2 separate regions of the Homo sapiens genome follow, and region 1 is linked to region 2. A link is an interaction called in ENCODE POLR2A ChIA-PET data of the cell type or tissue named here. Cell type or tissue: GM12878. All regions are shown on one strand. Each heading gives the region's core, and the rest is flanking DNA. Links, peaks and the distances in the headings are about the cores only.

The links. Peaks named below come from ENCODE experiments on the same cell type or tissue, not always from the same donor. Only the 100,000 strongest peaks of a DNase experiment are listed, where the experiment ranks them.
Region 1: POLR2A ChIA-PET joins it to region 2 with 6 read pairs; 2 of 35 experiments call an interaction of 5 or more read pairs at or near these places.

The regions. Positions count from the first base shown.
Region 1 is chr15:52,743,393-52,754,308 of GRCh38, forward strand. No RefSeq gene overlaps it. Among named protein-coding and RNA genes, the nearest start is that of ONECUT1, 41 kb to the right of the region's middle. In GM12878, for the core only: no CTCF peak of the experiment used is centred there; a DNase peak (open chromatin) is centred at 6,059.
Region 2 is chr15:52,207,480-52,218,395 of GRCh38, forward strand. It overlaps MYO5C (myosin VC), which reads right to left. Exons shown (of 41, transcript NM_018728.4): 33 at 7,124-7,211; 34 at 5,709-5,807; 35 at 4,251-4,405; 36 at 1,075-1,164. Among named protein-coding and RNA genes, the nearest start is that of GNB5, 22 kb to the left of the region's middle. In GM12878, for the core only: no CTCF peak of the experiment used is centred there; no DNase peak of the experiment used is centred there.

The DNA.
Region 1 (10,916 bases), core at 3,999-8,998, 540 kb after region 2:
TTCATGTCGGTAACTCCCATCTACTCCCGCTTCCCACATGAGGCAAATGGTTCTTAGACTGAGGAAAATACCTCCTTCCAGCCTCACAGGCCCATTCTATTCTGTCGTCATTTCATAACCTCTTCCATGTAGGTTACAAGCTGCTAGCCCGTCTCTTGGAACCTCTCATTTCCTTTCCATCATGGAAATCTATCCTCAAGGAAATAACTTCTCAGTGTTCCATCTGCTATTCTACTACTCCTCAGGGATTATTCAGGCCCCCTCGCTTCCCTACACATCAAGCTCGAGGATTTGCCCCCACCCAGGACTGGCAAATTAGCTTTACTCAACATGCCCCAAGTCAGGAAACTAAAATACCTCTTAGTCTAGGTAGACACTTTCACTGGATAGGTAGAGGCCTTTCTTATAGGGTCTGAGAAGGCCACCACAGTCATTTCTTCCCTTCTGTCAGACATAATTCCTCAGTTTAGCCTTTCCATCTCTATACAGTCTGATAACAGACCAGCCTTTATTAGTCAAATCAGCCAAGCAGTTTTTCAGGCTCTTGGTATTCAGTGAAACCTTTATATCCCTCACAGTCCTCAGTCTTCAGGAAAAGTAGAACGGACTAAAGGTCTTTTAAAAACACACCTCACCAAGCTCAGCCACCAACTTGAAAAGGACTGGACAATACTTTTACCACTTTCGCTTCTCAGAATTCAGGCCTGTCCTCAGAATGCTACGAGGTACAGCCCATTTGAGCTCCTGCATAGATGCTCGTTTTTATTAGGCCCCAGTCTCATTCCAGACACCAGACCAACTTAGACTGTGCCCCAAAAAAACTTGTCATCCCTACTATCTTCTGTCTAGTCATACTCCTATTCACCGTTCTCAACTACTCATACATGCTCTGCTCTTGTTTACACTGCCGGTTTACACTGTTTCTCCAAGCCATCACAGCTGATATCTCCTCATGCTATCCCCACACTGCCACTCTTAACTCTTGAAGTAAATAAATAATCTTTGCTGGCAGGACTATGCTGAATCTCCTTAGGCATTCTCTAATCAGATGTCCTGAGTCATCCCAATTCTTAGACCTTTTATACCTGTTTTTCTCCTTCTCTTATTCCATTTAGTTTTTCAATTCATAGAAAACTGTATCCAGGCCATCACCAATAATTCTAAATGACAAATGTTCCTTCTAACAACCCCACAATGTCACCCCTCACCACAAAATCTTCCTTCAGCTTAATCTCTCCCACTCTAGGTTCCCACGCCGCCCCTAATCCCGCTCGAAGCAGCCCTGAGAAACATCGCCCATTATCTCTCCATACCACCCCCAAAAATTTTCACCGTCCCAACACTTTACCACTATTTCGTTTTATTTTTCTTATTAATAAAGAAGACAGGAATGTCAGGCCTCTGAGCCCAAGCTAAGCCATCATATCCCCTGTGACCTGCACGTAGCTGCACGTACACATCCAGATCGCCAGTTCCTGCCTTAACTGATGACATTCCTCCACAAAAGAAGTGAAAATGGCCTGTTCCTGCCTTAACTGATGACATTGTCTTGTGAAATTCCTTCTCCTGGCTCATCCTGGCTCAAAAGCTCCCCCACTGAGTACCTTGTGACCCCCACTCTGCCCACCAGAGAACAACCCCCCTTTGACTGTAATTTTCCTTTACCTACCCAAATCCTATAAAACGGCCCCACCCCTATCTCCCTTCGCTGACTCTCTCTTTGGACTCAGCCCGCCTGCACCCAGGTGAAATAAACAGCCATATTGCTCACACGAAGCCTGTTTGGTGGTCTCTTCACACGGACGTGAGTGAAAATTTTAACTTGGGCTATTCCTATCCCCTCTGATATGGTAATACAGGAGTTACTAAGAAATTATTCTAGTCAGTTAGAGCAGGTAAAAGAGTTCTCAGTGGAATTTTCCTTTAATAAAAAGCAGCCCCCAAACCACTTCTTCACTAACAGAAAGCAGCCTGAAAAATCAAGCTTCAGGCATAGATATGCAAGCTAGGTGCTTGCATATGTAAATGCCAGCAGGTGTATCTGGAAGCCAGGTACATTCAATATGGTGATTCCCGCTCCCTTTTCTTTGTCACCATATGTGCGGGTTTCATGGCATCAGCCAGGTAAAGCCACGTGTGCAGGTGTCACGGCGACAGCCAGGTAGAAGTCACATTTGCATAATAAACGATTAGGGTGGGAGGGCCAGTTTCTCCGTAGGCTATGTAAATGACACACCTAGTCAAACCAATCCCCTGGGCCCTATGTAACTCGATCACTGCCTCCTCAAGCCTCTCTACAAAATCAATCACGTTCCACCCCAAACCTGGAAACCCTCTCTTGGGTGACCTGCTTTCTCCAAATGAGAAATCTTTCTCTCCCTTTCCTCTTCTTTGTCTATTAGACTTTGCAGTGCTAAACCCACTCCTTGTGTGTGACTGTGTCCTTACTTTTCTTGGTGTGAGACAATGAACCCCAGGTATTTACTCCAGACAATGGAGCTGTTTCAACGGTTTCGCTGTGTCCCCACCCAAATATCATCTTGAATTGTAATCACCATAATCCCCACGTGTGTAGGGAGAGAGCTGGTGGGAGGTGACTGGATCATGGGGGATGGTCTCCCATGCTGTTCTCATGATAGTGAGTGAGTTCTCACAAAATCTGATGGTTTCATAAGGGGCTCTTCCTCCTTCACTCCTCACTCTGTCTCTTGCCTGCCACCATGTGAAGAAGGTGCCTGCTTCCTTGCTTCCCCTTCTGCCATGATTGGGTTTCCTGAGGCCTCCCTAGCCATGTGGAACTGTGAGTTAATTAAACCTCCTTCCTTTATAAATTACTCAGTCTCGGGTAGTATCTTTATAACAGTGTGAGAATGGACTCATACACCCTCCTCCGCAGCTTTGCAGTCTCCTTAAAAACTAACAGCCTGGCAGCCTCTGGAGGGGGAGGGGGACGGCACAAGGGGTTTGGTGCTCTCTCAAAACACCGTTCTCAGATCATGGTCATTCTTTGACTTATCAGGAAGTTCTCTGGGAACCTCCATTCACAGGGCTTTTAAACATTTTACCTGGCTCTGATGCCAGTGGGCTGAGGGAGGCCCACAAAAGCAGGTGGGACCTTGACCCCAGCAGTGTCCAGAATGTTGACATCATCATGAGAAGGAATTCAAGGATGAGTCAGAAAACAGGGAAAGCGTGGAGATTTATTATAAAGGGAAAACTCAAAAAAAGGGGAGTGTGCATACTCAAGAGAGAGTCTTACAATGGGGTTTGTGGTTTCTATCTTCATGCGTTTCTTTCACCAAAGGGGTGGAATATTCATGAAGATTCCTGGAAAAAAGTAGAGATTTCTTGGAACTCTGGTGCCACTCATTTTTACACCAAATACAGGTATTCCCGTAACTGTTATGGTACTGATGGGCATGTGATTGAGTATGTTAATGAGCATACAATGAATTCCTAGGAGAAACCTAGGTCAAATCCAGTGCCATGTTGGGTCCAGTTAGTCTTAGCCAGCTTGGTTCACAACCCTGCAGCTATTCTGACAGTTACCTTTTGCTTAGCCATGCGAAACTACTGCCTGGAATTTTCTGTTCTCTTGTGACCACCCTGTGTTATTCCTGTCTCAACTCAGTTTCCATCAATTCCTGAGGCATTTGTCAAAAACAATCAGGGGGCTGGGTGTGGTGGCTCACACCTGTAATCCCAACACTTTGGGAAGCCGAGGTGGGAGGATTGCTTGAGCCCAGGAGTTTGAGACCAGCCTGGGCAATATGGCAAGACTCTGTCCCCACCAAAAAACTGAACAACAAAAACAATCAGGGATGATTGTTTAATATTGCAGTTGCCTGAGCCAGTGACAACAGTTGAGACCAACTCAAAAGCTGACCAAAAATCTTAAAGGAAAATTTGGGGAATGAGATATGAAATGTGAAAGGAAAGTAAAAACTTGGGACCCTACTTTACTCTGCCAAAAGGAAAAAATTAATCTGAAAGCTGAGTCATGCAAGAAGCTGCCTTTTCTTTTGTTCCTAAGCAGATAGCTACAGATAAAAGGTCAAATATCTTCACAGGTAGCTACTCTATGTTCACGTTATCTTATATAATGTGCTGATTTACTGAGAGTGAGAGGAATATATAATTGACTCTTCCCCTACTGCTCGTTTTCCCTTGCAACATGTGGATGACCATGCCTTCCCTCTTTCCCCTCCAGTCCACTCTGCCCCTTTAAATATTGAAGTGCTCAAATTCATCTTTGGAGAAAGGCACAGACCACAGACTGTTTCTGTGATTCTGTGTTTTTTTCTTCCAGGGAAGTCCTTAAACTTGGCCAAATAAATGTCTAAATTGATCAAGACCTGTCTCAGATACTTTTTGCTTTACCCCATTGAGGGCTTTGAAAAGTTTCAATATATTCCTGAGAATCTGGACTGCTCTGCACACCCGTGTGAGATATTCTCCTTTATTTAAAGTGAGCTGATTATGAACAGCAATCACATCCACAAAATACCTTCATGGCAACACCTAGTGTTTGAATGAGTAACTGGGGACCAGAGACTAGTCAAGTTGACACATAAAACTGATCATCACAAGAGAGAACAGAGCTATATAGGAACAAAATGTTTATATAGTATTGAAATTGATATTAATCATCCTTGGGGCAGAGCTCAGCATACCTCCCACCATCCCACTGGTATGCCCCAAAGCCCACTCATGACTATACATGTGAAAGTATTGAGAGATAAATGGGCATGATATATGCAACCTATTCTCCCAAGGTTCCAGGAAAATAATTATGTAAACATATACACAGAGAATGATAAAGCAAATGTGACAAAATATAAAGCATTGTTAAATCTGGCTAATAGGTACATAAGAATTCCTTATGCATCCTTGCAACTTTTCTGTGAGTTTGAAATTATTTCAGAATAAAACTTTTTAGAAAATGTCCACAAAAAGCTTTGTAGAAGAACATTAATATCACCTTCATTAAAAATAGCCAAGGCTGGGTACAGCGGCTCATGCTTATAACGCCAGCTCTTTGGGAGGCCAGGAGTTCAGGAACAGCCTGGGCAACGTGGCAAGAACCTGTCTCTACAAAAACAAAACAAAACAAACAAACCAACAAAAAAACCCCACACACAAAAATTAGTGGGGTATGGTGGCATGTGCCTGTATTTGCAGCTACTTGGAAGGCTGAGGCAGGAGGATCACGTTAGCCCAGGAGGTCCAGGTTGCAGTGAGCGGTGATTATGCCGCTGCACTCCAGCCTGGGTGACACAAGGAGACCCTATCTCAAAATAAATAAATAAATAAATAAAAATTTAAAAAGGGAGATCAGTCTTACCCCTATATTTAAAAAATGAAAAACCTTAGAAAATAGTTTTTTTGTTTGTCTACTTCTTTGTTTTGAGACGGAGTCTCACTCTGTCGCCAGGCTGGAGTGCAGTGACACGATCTTGGCTCATTGCAACCTCCACCTCCCGGGTTCAAGTGGTTCTGCTGCCTCAGCCTCCTGAGTAGCTGGGACTACAGGCATGCATCACCACGCCCAGCTAATGTTTTTTCTATTTTTAGTAGAGATGTGGTTTCACCATGTTGGCTGGGATGGTCTTGATCTCTTGACCTCATGATCCGCCCACCTTGGCCTCCCAAAGTGCTGGGATTACAGGTGTGAGCCACCGCGCCCGGACAAAAATAGTTTTTTTAACTGGAAAAAATCTGCATTTTAAGATATTTGCTGAGCCTGTAATCCCAGCTACTAGGAAGGCTGAAGCCCAGGAGGATCGCTTGAGCCTAGGAGTTTGACGCTAGCCTGGGTAACGTGGCAAGACCCTGTCTCTAAATCAATCAATCAATCTGTCTATCTATCATCTATCTAATTTGCTGATAATAAATATAGCTAAGATTTATGGAGGATTTATATGCCGGACACTGGGCTAAGCTTTACCTACTTCTAGTGTCTAATCCTCACAACCACGCTATAATGTAGATACTTATGCCTATTTTACAGATGAGGAAACAGACTGAGGGAAGTTAAGTAATTTGCCTAAGGTCTCACAATTAGTAATCAGCACAGCAGGAAAGCCAAACTGTGTTTCCCGAGCCAGGCCTCTTGATCGGTTACTACATTGTATTAAAGAGGACCTTAATTTCCCTGCCCCCCAGCTTCTGACACACACAACTGCCTACACAAGTTATTTTACTGGAGAGGGCTTTTAAGGACCATCCTCTCTAATAATAATTTTTACTTCTTCTGAGAGTCAATCAGGTTAATATAAATGGCTAATCTCTAGAAATAGAATGTTCCACTTTCATTTAAAAGCATTATTTTGCTCCACTAGAGAACATCTCTTTATTTCCCTGCATTAATCTTTCTTTGACCATGGCACTGGCTTTTGTTTTCAAGCGTGTTGTCCTCTCCGTTTCACCCTTCCTCCAAAGAAACTCGATGAGCTACTTGCTTAGGATTTCAGGTAGAATAAAAACAAAAGAAGGCAAGGATTGTCTAAATTTAAAGTGCTGGAAAATCCAACATTTTATTTACTACATTTTGGTGACTACATAAATGCTGAAACATTTTAACACTGAAAAGCATGATGGCATCATCACTTGCTTTTTTTTTTTTTTTTTTTTCTTTTTTGCTTAGCAAACACAGCAGATGATATTGCACGGCATAAAGTGAGAACAGTAGCGAAGCTTAAAATAAATGAAAGAAACCTTAATGCAGTACAGGAGATACTCAGAAACAAACCAGAATAATGCCTAATGCATTACACGTTTTTGTTGCTACACACAAAAATACAGAAGAAGCATCGGACAGAGAGAAAGAGAGAGAGACAAAATATTAGCAAACAACCATAACTGGGTACAATAATCATTTAGTCTGAAATGTAGATGCAACGTAGAAACTACCACTGTTTTCTAATTGACAAAGAAAATGACAGCAACATTTGTCTTTTATCAAAAAATCTTCTAAGCCCCTCATGGTTAGGGTTTTAATTAACTATTTAATTATGTATTTACCCTTTTTTTTTGTCTTTTTTTCATTGCTAAGGAAGAACTCCCTCTGCTCTTGGAAGATTTTCTACTCTACTGATCTTATTTTATTTTATTTTATTTTTACCTGATGATTGTCTTAGGCACCCTCCTTACATAATAAACCATCAAGCTAACTTGAACAGGGAAACTGAGTCACACTCAAACAATAGCTAAGGTCAAAAGTGTAGTGAAAGTAGAAAAAGTGGGGAAGGGATAGGTCTAAGTGAGTGACAGATGGGCTGATTCAGACAGGGCAATAAGCACAGGGAGATATGAAGACAACTACCAAAGCAAGTGGAAGACAAGGTTTTCAACTTTATTGTATTGAAAAATACTTGTCACTTGGTTCAGATGGCAAATCTAAAATGAGCCCACAATGATTATGTAATAAATGCAGAACGTACCACAACAAATCGAGACTAACACAGAAACAGAAGATGTGACTTTGTGAATACAACGCCGCTCAGCGCTTCACTGCTGATGTAGGAGTCGACTCCCTCAACCATTGTCCTAGGTTTCTATAACTCATCGCACAGCATTTGTATTAAAAACAAATCATTGGTCAATGCTTTCCAACAGAACACTGAGTGATCCTGCAACCCAAAGCAGATTTATTGCCCTATTAAAATACATAATGAGTATAAAAATGTTCCTAAGAAAATGTAACATTTGACCTGAAGTCTAAGCCCTCTCTTTCCTTCCCCACCACAGTCACCCCTGTGGGAGGGAAAGAGAAAGGTAAAATTTGTATGTTGAGAGGGAAAGTATTTACATCTATGGGTTTATGATGTGTAGTGAGGGCAACTTCTTTCAGCAAAATAAAACAAAATAGTGGGCACCGACTCTTCTGAGGATGCCACTGTCAGTTGAGAATTCTGTGTGTGTGCTCATCACAGGTAGGGCCAAGTATCTGAACTGCCTCCATGAAGGGAGCTGAGGGCAGGGATCATCTCTAGTGCAGAAAAGAAACCAGTGGGAAGATGAAGAGTGAGCAGAGACAAACTCAGAGAGGCGTGGAGTACATTCACCCCAGTACCCTGACATTTGAGGATGACTCCTGTGACTTTGGTAGGGGCGCGTGGGGAGAGGAGGGGCAGTCATGAGTAGCAGATTCCAAGAAACTGATGTGGAGAGGGATGTGTAACTTTGATTTTTCTCTTAAATTCTATTGATAATTGAGGCCAAGCAATTGTATTTTGTGTCTACTGTGGACTGGCCAGAGGGGTAGGGGCTGGGTCAGCTGCTCCCCAGCCTTGACTTTCTGCTTAAGGGCATGAGGCCATTACACTCTCCTCTCAGCTTTGCAAAAGGAACTGTGTCTCCATGCCCTGCCCCCTGCCTTGAAGCAATTCAGAAACTTGGGAAAACCTAGAGGATTTCCAAATTCAAGTTAGCTTGTCTCTCTGAGTTTTTACACTCTACTTTTCATACCCGTGCGAATGGTTAAAAAAAAAAAAAAAAAAAAGAAGTAGCAAAGTATCTCACAAATGCCGGTGCTTTGAAATATTAAAAAAGTCTCAAATTCTTTGGAATTTCAGGTCTTACCTGCAAAGTAATCTTTTCTAAAAAAAAATTAATAAATTAAAGGAAGAACACGAACAATGCCTTTCTTCTGTCTAAATGACAAAAAGGACTATCTTGAAACACTCACTTTGGCATGTACAAGTTTCTGAGGGGGACCTGGCAGTGTTTACAGCACACATTGAAGTACCTACTAAGAAAAAGCTAAAGATACACCCTGCAGTTAAGAGAAGCTCTTGCCTTCAGCTTATCTTAGCATCGAGAACAAAAAGATTGTAACATAAAGCTTTGGCCATTTTGATTCTACTATATACATTTTAAAAACTACACAGTCATAAATTAAAGCAGTGATTAAATAAGCTCATATAAAATGTAATTAAATTAAAAAAAATCACAGCACATTATAGAGAAAAATAGGAACCAGCTTCACAGAAAAGAGATTTTATATATATATATTTTTTTACCCTGTGGAAACAAATTTTCTACGGAACACAAAAACTTCATAAGTAACCATCAAAATGAAAATCATTTCGTATTCCATTCTTGCATTTTTACACAACCCTTAACTCACCCGGGGAATATTTCCAGAAACTAAGTCTTCCTTGAGCAATAGAGCAGTTCTGCCAAGAAAATAAACCCCAAATCAAAGAGGGGGGGGGGACATCCCAAACATACAAACTACAAAATAAATAAGAATTATAAAGTTTTTTTTAAAGTAACCTTAACAATTATCAAACTAGTAAGTTCTGCCTTATCACATAGACTCTCTATACAACATAACCCTAAAACTTTATTACTATGAGGTATTTGGAGGAATTGGTAAAAGTTATGCACGGCCTGCCTGGTGGAGGGACAGGTGAAGTCAGGTGGGGGGAACTTGAGAGGGAACAAGGAGGAGGAGCTTTGGTTTATCAGCAAGAAATTGGGAAAAAAAAAAGTCATCCTTTGGTATCAAAGAAAGTTTCATTGCATGGTTGCACGGAAAAAGCACCACGGTGAATAATTATTCCTTTTTTTTTCATTAGTGGCCTTTCTAAGAGGCTGAGGTATTCAAAGAGTATAAGGTGAAAGAGGTCAACAGCGGTTTAACACTTTGGTTCAAGCAAGGCACTCGTCCTAGGAGTTTACAAAGTTTGCAACATGTTTGCCTAGAGATTTACAAGTAGAACTAGCAGTAATAAGAGTAGTATTTCCTAATGTTGTTGTTGTCATTATTGTATCATTATTAAGAATGAAGACAAGTTTACACACTGAGTGAAGAGTTAGGAAGGGGGAGGGGTGGGGGAAGGGAAGGGGCGGAGTTCCCTCTGCAGACTGAGACCGTGCATGAAAATATCTTTGGTATTCTTTGGTATCATCAATGTGATTAAAATCACCAATGGAAATTGAGTGAGGTAGCGTCTTTGGTTCACACTATAAATAGTAGATCTTTACACTTTTTTTTCTTTTTTTCTTTTTCTTTTTTTTTTTTACACGTGGAAGTCGCTATTTCTTACCTTCTGCTTCTTTGTCCTTACTATTTAGGAAATAGTTACCAAATGTACTGTAAAGCTAACCACACCACAGTAATAACCCAGAAGGCCAAACATGTCTCAAAACAGCCTCTGGTGTTTGAATGCACCCTAAACAACTAGATAGAAAAAGAAGTGCTTTCTCTTTGTTTGCTAAATGCATAGTTTTCATCCTTTATGTACAAAGAAGGGAGGACCTTTCTTAGGGAATATGCCTTTATAGCTCATGTGAAAATGTCCTAGGACTCTTTGGTATAGCAAAGTTTGCATTTAACCTGCAACCACGGTCATTCACCTGGGGTAGCAATGGGAGTGGAATGAATCCAAAAGTAGCGTAGTGCTTTTATATTTTCCTGGAAAAATAATTTCGCTTTTTTGAGGGGGCACAGTGAGTGACATGTTCATTTAGGACTTCTGGATTTCCCACACATTTTCTTTGGTCTTTGGAGTCTATTCCAGCTGCATCCAGGGACTGGAATACTCAATTCCTGACATCCAGAGCTCTTTTACCTGAACATTTACTGAAGTCTGGGGTTTTGGGGTGTCCAGACGTCACAACTCCCTGCCCTCTACAGGAAAGCTTCCAGTGATGAGAGGACCTGAATGTCTTATGGCCAGAAACAGACTAACTTCCATTCTACCAAAAAAAAAAAAAAAAAAAAAAAAAAAAAAAAAAAAAAAAAAAAGGATTACTTTAAGTGCAGTTTTGGAATAAACACATGTACAAATAAAAGAGTAAGATAGATACCTTTTTCTGGTGAATTTTGCAAAAGAATTGAGAAATGATGGGTGAACAAATGGCACATGACCTGCTCTGTGGAATGTAGATTAAAAAACTCAAGCCAG
Region 2 (10,916 bases), core at 3,588-8,587:
TTCCATTGGGACAACTGGTTATCTATATGGAAGAGGATATTAGATCATTACCTTACATACCAATTTTGGATAGGTAAAAACATAATTAATTGTGAACTCTAAATATGAACTACAAAAGTTTAGAAGAGGATCTTCATGATCTCAGGGCAGGGAAGAATTTCTTAAGACACAAATCATAAAAGAATAGGATTGACAGATTTAAGCATATCAAAATTCAAAAACTGTGTGACAAGGGACTTCATAAGGAAAATTAGAAGCTAAGCTACAGTCTATCCATATGATATAAAGACCTCCTACAAATCAGTAACAAAAAAACCAACCCTAAGAAAAAGAAAGGAAGGATGTGACTAGGCAATTCAAAAGGAAACCCAAATGACCAATAAACATATAAAATTATGCTTGACTTCACTAGTGACCAAATAAATGCAATTTAAGTCAACAAGATATAATTTTATACCCTGACACTGGTAAAGGATAAAAATGTCTGTCAATACCAAGTGTTGGTGAAGGTATGAGACACTGGAAACATCATACACTGCTGGTGGGGCTGTGCAATGGTACAGCCATTTTGGAGAGCACTGAAAACCCTGAAAGCCACTTTGTTATTTTAGTTCAATGAAATTTTTCTCTGTGAGTACTTGAAGGTGGAGAACTCTTTCATGACATCAGCCTCCTGGAAGCAGAGTCGGAATGGCAAAGGAAACATATTTATAGATTATGGAGGAACAGTCAGGGTCCTGTAGAGAGAACAGCTGTGAAGAAACAGGCATTTTAAACCAAAGCCTGTATTTTAGAGTCATAATGCTAAACGTCTTACAGCCAGAAGGAAACTTAAAAGTCATCTTATCTACCTATTGATTTAAAAGTAATGGAGACCTAGGAGGCCTAGTACCATGCCCAAAATCTAAGCTGCTTCCAGAAGTCTCCTGCCTGTGGTGTATGCCCAAGAGTCCAACAGATAATGTGCTGTTGGCCTCCTGGTGGAGAGGATAGAGGCTCTATTGAGCTCTGGCTCAGGAGGAGGTTATAGACTGGCTGTCAGCACAAAACAACAAGCAGGTGGGCGCCCCCTACCTCTTCTCCGCTGTACTGCTTCAGGCAATTGAGAAAATGACAAGTGTTGGAAAGCCAAAAGGACAGCATTTCAAAGTCTTCTAAATGTTCCTTAGGAAAATAAGAAAAGACAAAATTGGTCTTGATGATTACTTGTACCTCTGAGCATTTACCTGTTTGGTTATTTGTAGCTTTTGACCAAAATTAGTTTTTCTTTTATTCACTAAAGCCTTTATCCAATTCATATTATACTTATAAGAACTTATATTTATTTAATAGGTCACAGTTTGTAACATGTTTCTGTACAGGTTGTGTCACTCATTATGAAGTGTGAAGTGGGTCCTGAAGGAATGCATGAGAAATGCAAGTTTCACTTCTTGCTCTCCTAAGTTCACACTCTCACTGGGAAGATAGAACAGAGTTTTAGTAGGTGGTCAAGAGCCCATACGATGGCTGTAGACTGTGCTACCAAAGCTCAGAGGACGAGGAGAGAGGATGGGGAGGCAGAGCAGCCAGGGAAACCTCAGAGAGGAAGGAGGTCTAGCCTTTGAGGGAAATGGGTGGAGAGACAAGAGCTCAGGACTAGGACTGTTGGGGAGAAGGCCTCCACTTACAGGGCAGGAAGAAGAGGAACAAGCAGTGAAGGCAGAGCTACAGTGATCAGAGGGGAAAACAGAGAAAATCCTGGGATTTAAAAGACAAGGGAGGAAGCTTTCAAGGAGATGGTGCTAATGCTTTGGTCAATTTAGAGAGAATAAAAAGTAAAGAAACACCACTGGTTTTAGTAAGAGGAGTTACTGGTGATCTCTCTGTAGAGTGATGGGTTAGAAGCCAGATTGCAAGGAGTGACAAAGAGAATTGGTGGAGAACACTAGTTTAAGCACTTTGGCAGTCCGGGGTGGAGGGAAAGGAATAGTGGCTGAAGAGGGTATATGGGCACATTGCTGTAACTGCTGTGTGCTGGAGGTGGGGAGAGGCAGGTCCTGGGCACATGCAAAGGCAGAGGGAGGGGGACACAGAGAAGTTGAGACTGAAGATGCTGGTGAGAAAGGGGTCTTATAGTCCTCATACCACACATCTCTTGATTTATGAATATTTGGCGAAACATTCCAGAGCATCAAGGGGAAGCAAATACTGTGTGTCCTGGGCTGGAACACAATGCCAGCTTGTCTTAAGAAAACCCAATTTATGCAAATATGGACAGGGAAAACATCAATTTATGGGAGCCCCTTCCAAAAACACTGTGGTGGCTCCTGTGAAGATGGTGACTATAAAGTATCCAGCACCAAACAAATGTGAATTTTCTATTCCTAACTCCAGATAAATAATGAATTCATGATATTTTTGGAAGGAGAGGAGAATTACCATACTCTGATCTCTCACAAATCTAGTTTTTATATTTCTTTCTTCCTAGAGTTTATTAATTAATTAATTAATTTATTTATTTTTGAGACAAGGTCTGGCTCTATCACCCAGGCTGGAGTGCAGTGGTGTGATCTTGGCTTACTGCAACCTCTGCCTTCCGGGCTCAAGTGATCTTCCCACCTCAGCTTCCTGAGTAGCTGGGACTACAGGCACACACCACCGCACCTGGCCAATTTTTGTCTTTTTTGTAGAAACAGGGTTTTGCCATGTTGCCCAGGCTGGTCTTGAACTTGTGAGCTCAAGCGATCTACCTGCCTCAGCCTCCCAAAGTGCTGGGATTACAGGTGTGAGCCACCACACCTGGCCTTCCCTAGAGTATTTAAAATAGAATTTAATTCCCCATTACTCTTTAGAACACATATTTTACTAAAAATGAGGTAGGGTCTCCCTAACTAAAAATTCAAATATATCCTAATATCAAACATCACTTCTCTTTTGGAGGGGCATGGAAAACACTGTTATTTTAGTGTTATTTATGTCTTATTGCCCCCTTCCAATATGGATCAGTACATTGTAATTCCCAGAAACGGGTACTTTTTAACATAACTGTAAACTGGTCATTTCCTAGAAAAAGAGAGAGAGAGAAGGTTTTTGTACTAACTCCACTGTGGCTAATGGAATTTCCACATTCAGGGTAGCACCAGGTCTGGCTTAGAACTAAGTCAACCACCCTACCCACACCCAAGATTCCAGAATGCGCCAAGCATTACCAGAGAACTCTTTTTACAAAGCAACTATCCCTGTAAGCAAGGATCCAGGTCTGCTTAAAAAAATCTTCAATGCTTAGATACAGTTATTTACTCATTGATCACTTATGGAGTTTCCAGGAAAAATAATCAGTATGCTAAGAATGATTTTAGGATTATGTTTCAGTTGGAAAGGAAATTAGCAATAAACTTTATGTTACTGTTAGCCTTCACAAAATCCCGCCCTTTGTCATTGTCACTTTTGATCATTATCCACTTGTCACACCATGAAGAGATGATTGCTCATAAAGAGTTCAGTTGGTGACTTCTGATATGTATACCATACACACATGGTCTGTGTCCTATGGTAGGTTCCCTCTTGCCCAGTGGTAAACTGCTGGCTGCCTGCTTGTCCAGTCATTCCAATAAGGACACCGACTTAGGGAATGGCCAACAGCAAGTTGGAAGGAACCTGGGTCCCTTCATGATCACGTGGAACAGAGCCACCTTCCAACCTAGATGGCTCATTATGGAACCGCTATCAGCAAAGAAAAATCCTCCATCTTCTTTAAGACACTGTATATTGGGCAAAGGGAGGTGGCAGGTGTCTCATAGCTACAATAGCTTAACTTTACTAAGTAACTAACCTAACTAATACACAGTTCATCTTCATTTGTGGACTGGGAATAAAAATACACAATGTGCTTTTAGGAAGAAGAATTATATAATTGCCAAGGGAAGAGATGAATAATTTTTCACTCCATTTCATTTCTCATGATTTACCCTTGTTACAGAGATAGAACCTATACCCCTCACAGCTGATAACTTTACACCCTAAGGGGATAGCAGTGGTGGGGCAGTGGCTACCAGGTTGCAGTCTCGCCGGTAAGGCTTTGAGGCCTATGGCAGATGCTCATCCATTTATCTTTCCCTAACAGTGTGGCTCCCTTCACTAGTTGGGCCTCAAACTTGTTTGAGGAATCATGTGGCTCACCACACAATGGAGGCTCAGGATGGGCAAAGACTGGGCATCTGGTCATTCCCATAGATGTGATACCAGGGGCCAATGTCAAAGGCATTTCCTACCTTAACCACCTGCTTGATGCCATTAATGGTGCTGTTCATGAGGGACTTCAGCATGTTGGCATCATTCAGAGAGTCTGCGTAGCGCACACACATGAACAGGATATGAGCCGGCAGCCCGGGGATCATGTTCACCACCACGCCACGGGGCTTCAAGTCTGAAGCAGAGAGAGCCAATGAGGATTACAGCTGACAGGTCAGCTCTTCTCCTAAGGAACTTGTGACTAGGGGCAGGGGCTTGTTTGCTTTTCTGTGCTTGACACAGTGCCTGAATGTATATGGATTTATTTCCTCTTTGAGGAATTCCATCTGGCTCCTTTCTTGGCACAAGATACACAGGTGTCACTTGTTCCTCTTCTTGTTTACAAAGGACTTTCTCTTTCTTAAAAGGTTGAATAAGAGACAGAATCTTTATTTTTCCCTGGTGTGGAAACCCTGGATTTCAGACCCCCATTGTAAGAAAGAAACTCCATTCCATGCACCCCTACTCCAAGCGCTTTGATGAGGATGGCGTACAGTGTCCACAGTCACATGAAGCTGCCTTGAATAGGGAAAGCAGGCACACCCAGTGCAGCAGAGGATGCCTGGCTGGCCTTGAGGAGAACAGAATGGTGGAAACGCTCAGTGGGGATGAAGGGGAGAGAGAAATCTTACAAAAAAAGTTAAGATAAGCAAACAAGGATGTCCCCTGGCTGCAGGAAGACAGAAGAACAAAGAAGAGGCTCACACTGCATGACACCAGTGATGAGGGGAAAGAAAAGGGTAGAGGTGCTCATATGAGCCAAGGGGGTCACTCGCAGAAGAGGAAGGAAGGCTACACGTTGGCTTTCTGTTTTGAGATCTTGGGGCCAGCTGACAGGGAGGCAGATTTTTCTCCCTATGCCAGAAAACCACGTGGAAGGTCACAGTGAAGACAGTGCAGTAAGATTGGTTCTATGACCACCAACTCTTGAGCATGCACATGGGACATTCCTGTAACTGAGGCATGGCTGGGAAGCCCCATCACATTGCCCGCAGAGAAATTTCTCAGAAGTCAAATGGAGCACAGAGCCACAATTGCTTCCATGATGGCTCCTGTGCTGAGACACAAAAATGAGGTGATGTTTCTCTTCTACCCTGGTCCTACAATTTGGAAAAGGTCAGGGCAGTGGTTCTCAACTGAGGACAGTTTTGGCCCCCACAGGACATTCGGCAATACCTGGAGATATCTTTTATTGTCATCACTAGGGGTTGCTGCTGCCTTCTAGTGAGTAGAAGTCAAGGATGCTGCTCCATCCTTTGTTACTCCCCATTCACAGAGTTAACAGGTCAACAGTGCTGAGGTTGAGAAACTCTGGGCTGGGGGAAGAAGCAGTGGAAGAAAAAGTAGAAAAAGGACCACCCCTGCCCAGGACTTTGGCACTGACTGATATGCAAGTTCTCAAAGAGAAAGCAAAAATCCAGAGTTCCAGGTTTCACTACCAAGAATGAGGTTCTGAATGAGCTTGGCCTCGTCTTCTCTCTTGTATTGCAGCATTCCAAGGTACTCCTTGGGTCCTGAGGACGAGTGCACATCATTGGCTGTAGACAGAGGCAAACAATCAGCTAAATACACAAAAGCAGCTTTCACAGGTCTCACAATGTGACTACTCTCCTACCCCATTCTGGCTGGTTTGCACGTAAATGTCTGTGGCTTTCAGATACATTAAAACTGTACTGTATTGTATCCTGAAGAATTTCTCCAAGTAGTGATTCCTCTTTATGAGTACATCAGTGAGTACAGCTGCTGCTGAAAAGGCCCAATTATCCTTTGAAGAGCCTTATGAGTGCCTGATATGTATCCAGCACATGGTAACAGGAAAGAAATCCAAGATGTTGCCTTGTCTTCAAGATGCCAATGCTACTGTGAAAGAAGACTTGTGAAACATTTGGTGTGCAAAATACCAATGTGCATGATCCTTACTGAGACAGCTGTATTAGTTTCCTGTGGCTGCTGTAAAGTTATCACAAACATAGAGGCTTAAAACAACACAAATGTTTAATCATACAGCTCTGGAGGTCAGAAGTCTGAAAGGTGAGCCAGGGTGGTGAATGATGGTTCATTCATTCATCCCAGCAGTGGGGATGCAGCGGGGGCTGGGAAGCACAGACCTGGGCCCTGCTCTCATGGGGCAGACTGCCATTTGTCATTTATTACTGAAGGAAAGGGATCCTCAGTTTGCTTGTGGACATTTCAAATTTGAGGTGAGAGTTGGATAAGTAAGAATAAAGCTGCTCTTCAAAGAGATGAATATAGAAAAAGAAACAAGATACAGCCTTGGCAGTAAGGCTGGGAGGAAGGGGAAAAGGTAATAAAGAATGAAAGAGTGAGAAATGTGAGCAGGAGCTGAACACAGAAAAGTTCAGTGACAGAAGCAGAAGGAGGGAAGAAGGGAGGAGGGTCCCTTTCACAGAGGCTCACGAGGATGCTTTATGTGTGCCATGCAGTCCATGTTCAGGATGTCTGCTTCTTAGCTCTCTACTTTTCTAATAGAAATTTGGATACTTACTGATCCTACATATGTAACAGGGAGAGAAGGTGAATTTCAAAGCAGTAAATTGAAAAATTGTTCACAATTTCATTTTTTAAAAAAGGGAGCTAACAGAGGAAGAGGTTAATGTGTTAATTATAGGATGTCTCTTGCGAGTACATGAATGTATCTGGTATCATCTGAGTGGGAGGGAGCTGTCTTCCTGACCCAAAGGATCCTTTCGTTAGCCCAGCACTAGGTCACAAACCTCACCACTTGAGAATCATTCCTTTGGGTTTCATAAGCTTTGGACCAGAAAGAAAATAAACACTTGAGCGCATGTTAGCCTTAGCTCAAAAGAATAAGAAAACAAGTATTGTTTCTTACCTTTTCCAATTGTCTTGCTTAGTGTCTTGACTTGATCTTGTAGCTTTTTAATCACTCTGTCTTTCATGTCTAATTCTTCTTCAAGATCCTACAGCAATAAAAAGAAACCAGGATTTAGCTTAGAAGCACTTTAATCTATTTTTTTTTTTTTTGGGTAACAGCTTTATTGACATACAATTTGCATACCGTACAACTCACCCATTTAAAGTGTAAACTCAAAGGTTTTTTAGTGTAGTCAGAGTTGTGCTACAATCATCATTATTTAATTCCAGAACATTTTATTACTCCAAAAATAAAACTGACCTTTAGTGTCACTCTCTAGTTTCTCATTACCTTCCAGCACCTGGCAACCACTCATCTACTTTCTGTCTCTATGGATTTGCCTATTCTGGACATCTCATATAAATAAATTCATAGAATAGGTTTTTTGTGTGTGTGTCTGGCTTCTTTCACTTAGCATAAGGTTTTCAAAATTCATCCATGTCGTAGCATGTATCAGCATTTCATATATTCGTATGGCTGAATAATATCCTATTGTATGCATATACTACATTTATCTTGCTCTTATTACATAGGAGTGCCCATCATAGAGAATTTAAAAATATGAATGTGGGAAAATGGGCTTTCTAGATTTCAGAAGCTGGAGCTAGAGAAATGTTCAGAGATTTGGGCCTGGTTTTGCCTTTCTTTCCTGATAAGTAGGTGGCCTTGCCCATGCTGAATTTGGCTCAAGAACCAGAAGAGTCCTTGGATACCTAGAAATATTTCCTATAAAGGACATAGTGTTTAAGTTCTTCCACATCTGAGCATTTGACACATATAGAATTCAGGCTTCTCTGACCCAGAAAGACCCACCATGCAGGGTCACTGCAGCTGTGTGCCCTCTAGGGACTCTTGGGGCCGAGGGACATTGTGCTGTTTCTACTCTGTGCGGCCACCTCTCTCCCTGCCACCATTCTGTGTCCCTGGCTAGACATGTTAGGAACTCTATTGACCTTAGAAGTGGCGGTGTCAGTACAGCTTCCTCCCTCCAATTCAAGCCCATCTTATAATATATCTAATAAAATGGGTCACCCATCAACCCATAACCCAGAAAAAAACCACTCTTCACATTTTGATTTCATTCCTTTTTTCCCAATATGGTAAATGTACATTTTATAAAATTGGGATCATATTACATGCAAAATTTCAAATCCTACATTTTTCTCTAGTTATACTGCAGACGTTTTCCCATGTCATTGATAATATACTCAAACCATCATTTTAACAGCCAAGTCATATTATATCATACAACAATTTAACCTTTGCTCTATTGTTAGGTATGCATTTCTCTCCTTTGGGTTGCTTTTTTTCTCTATGATTAATAACACTAAGATGATCACTCTGAACAAAAATCTCGTCCACATGTTCAAGTATTTACTTAGGATAGAACCTTACAAGTTGTGTTACTGAGTCAAAGGGAATGTACTTTCCAAAGGTTCATGATCCATACCTTCAAATAAGCCCTCAAGAAAGTTTATACCAATTTATATTCCCAGCAACCATGTATGACAGTGCCCATTTCAAGATGTTCTCTCCAGCAGCATAAGATCTCTATTAATTATTATTATTATTAGTAGTAGTATTTTTAGAGACAGGATTTTGCTCTGTCATCCAGGCTGGAGTGCAGTAGTGTGATCATAGCTCACTGCAGCCTCAATCTCCTGGGCTCAAGCAGTCCTCTTGCCTCAGCCTCCTGAGTAGCCAGAGCTACAGGCATGCACCACTATATATATATTTTTAAAGTTTTCCTTGTAGAGATGGGGTCTCACTACGTTGCCCTGGCTGGTTGAACTCCTGGCCTCAAGTCATACTTCTGCCATGACATCTTAAAGTGCTGGGATTACAGGCATGAGCCACTGTGCCAGGCCCAGGTCTCTGTTAATTTGACAGGCAAAAATAGTACCTAGTTTTGATTTTGAATTTCTTTGATAAATAGTGAAATGATTACTAAAAGTTTTTTTTTAATCTCTTAATAAGAATTCAGTGACAAAAGAGTCTGGAAAAAAAAAAGAAATTTCTTTGACTCAAAGCATCACATAGTGGTTTGAACAGTGTCACCTTGAAATTCATGTCCAACCCAAACTCCAGAATGTGCCTTTATATGGAAATAGGGTCTTTGCAGCTGTGGTAAGCTAAGGGTCAGTATGAGAGGTGGCTACTACAATTTAGGGTGGGCTGTAAATCCAATGCAGGTGTCCTTATAACAGATGGAAAAGAACACAGAGACAGGGAGAAGGCCAGGTGCAGAGAGGCAGAGGCTGGAGTTACACTGTTCCAAACCAAGGAATGCCTGGAGCCCTCTAGAAGCTGGGAGAGGCAAGGAAGGGTTTTCCTTAGAGACTTCGGAGGAGTGTGCCCTGCTGACACCTTGACTTCAGACTTCTGACCTCCATAATTGAGAGAACACATTTCTGTTGTTTTAAAGCACCTGGTTTGTGGTCATTTGTTACAGCAGCCCTGGCAAACTAATACAGATCAGGTCTCATTTGTGGGTAGAATCCGCCGGCTAATGTATAGAGATGATACTCTTGTTGTGTGTCCGTCTGCTTCTATGTAACAGTGAGGCTACTCCGGGTTCAGAAAGAGCTATTGAAATGAGCATGTCAGGCCTGCCAGCTCCTTAGCTCAGCGCACCTGTGGGGAGCAGAGCCAGACACTTGGAGGAGCTCCAGAAGAGGGCGCCAGGACCGAGCTGTGCTCCAGGGCACCAGGAACGAACTCATAAATCCGTCACAATGCACAGGGACAGTCAGAGTAAAGGATCACATGGGATGACATGCGCAGCACACACATGACCCACCCATGTAGCTTCTCCCTGACCGCTGACTCCATTGAGATCCCAGGGGCCCACAGGAGGCAAGGCAAGGCAAGGCAGCCTCACACATGGACAACAGGCGGTTGCTTCTCTGTTGTAACACGAGGATTCCAGTCTCTGAGAAAGTTGTATCCACCTCAGAAAAGGCAGCTGTCATGTAGGTGTCACTGATTGGAATTTGTTACTTCCTATTAAATGTCAAACTCCTGGAATTTCTCTTTTTGGATGTAACCACTCTTCAAAGTTAAACCCTGACACTCAAAATATGTTTTTCCTCTATCAAGGTTTTCCTGTGAGATTGGAAATGGGGGCCCTGTCAGCAGGGAGAAGGGTACGTGGGCATGTCCACACTGACCCACTGGACTCGTCAGCCCTCCTGCGTTACCCTCTTGGAAGCTGGAAGCTCTCAGGTTTCGAAGGGGCCCGAGAGGGTCCCAGCTCCTAGGAAAGTGGCCTGTCACTTCAGCACTTCTCAGTCTTCTGGGTTCCACACAGCATCACAATTTCAAAATAATTGCTGGGAATTGATGTAAGGTTACCCGATTTCATTTTGGTAAGGGCATTTAAAACTCAGAAAAGACCTTAAACACTTTTAAAAAGTTTTTAAGCCTTCCATCGACATCATGATCATTTCATAGAAGAACATTTTGACTCTAAAAATTGTAGGAAGGCCATACCCCCAGAAGAAAGCATGGGCACTTATATGGGGTGAGTTTTGCTGGGTAAAGCACTCACACGTAGGCCTTGCTATCCTCAGTGTGTTCCAGAGCACAGTGACTCCATCCTGGGTGGTGCCGTGCACTGATAGTGCTGGGGAACTACGGCCTGCACCTCTCTGTCTCTCCTCCTTCACCCTCCCCAGGCGGGCCTGTAAGTCCCCAAGGCCTTCCCAAAGCCAACCTCAGAGACCACCTGTCTTTTGGGATAAGAAAACAG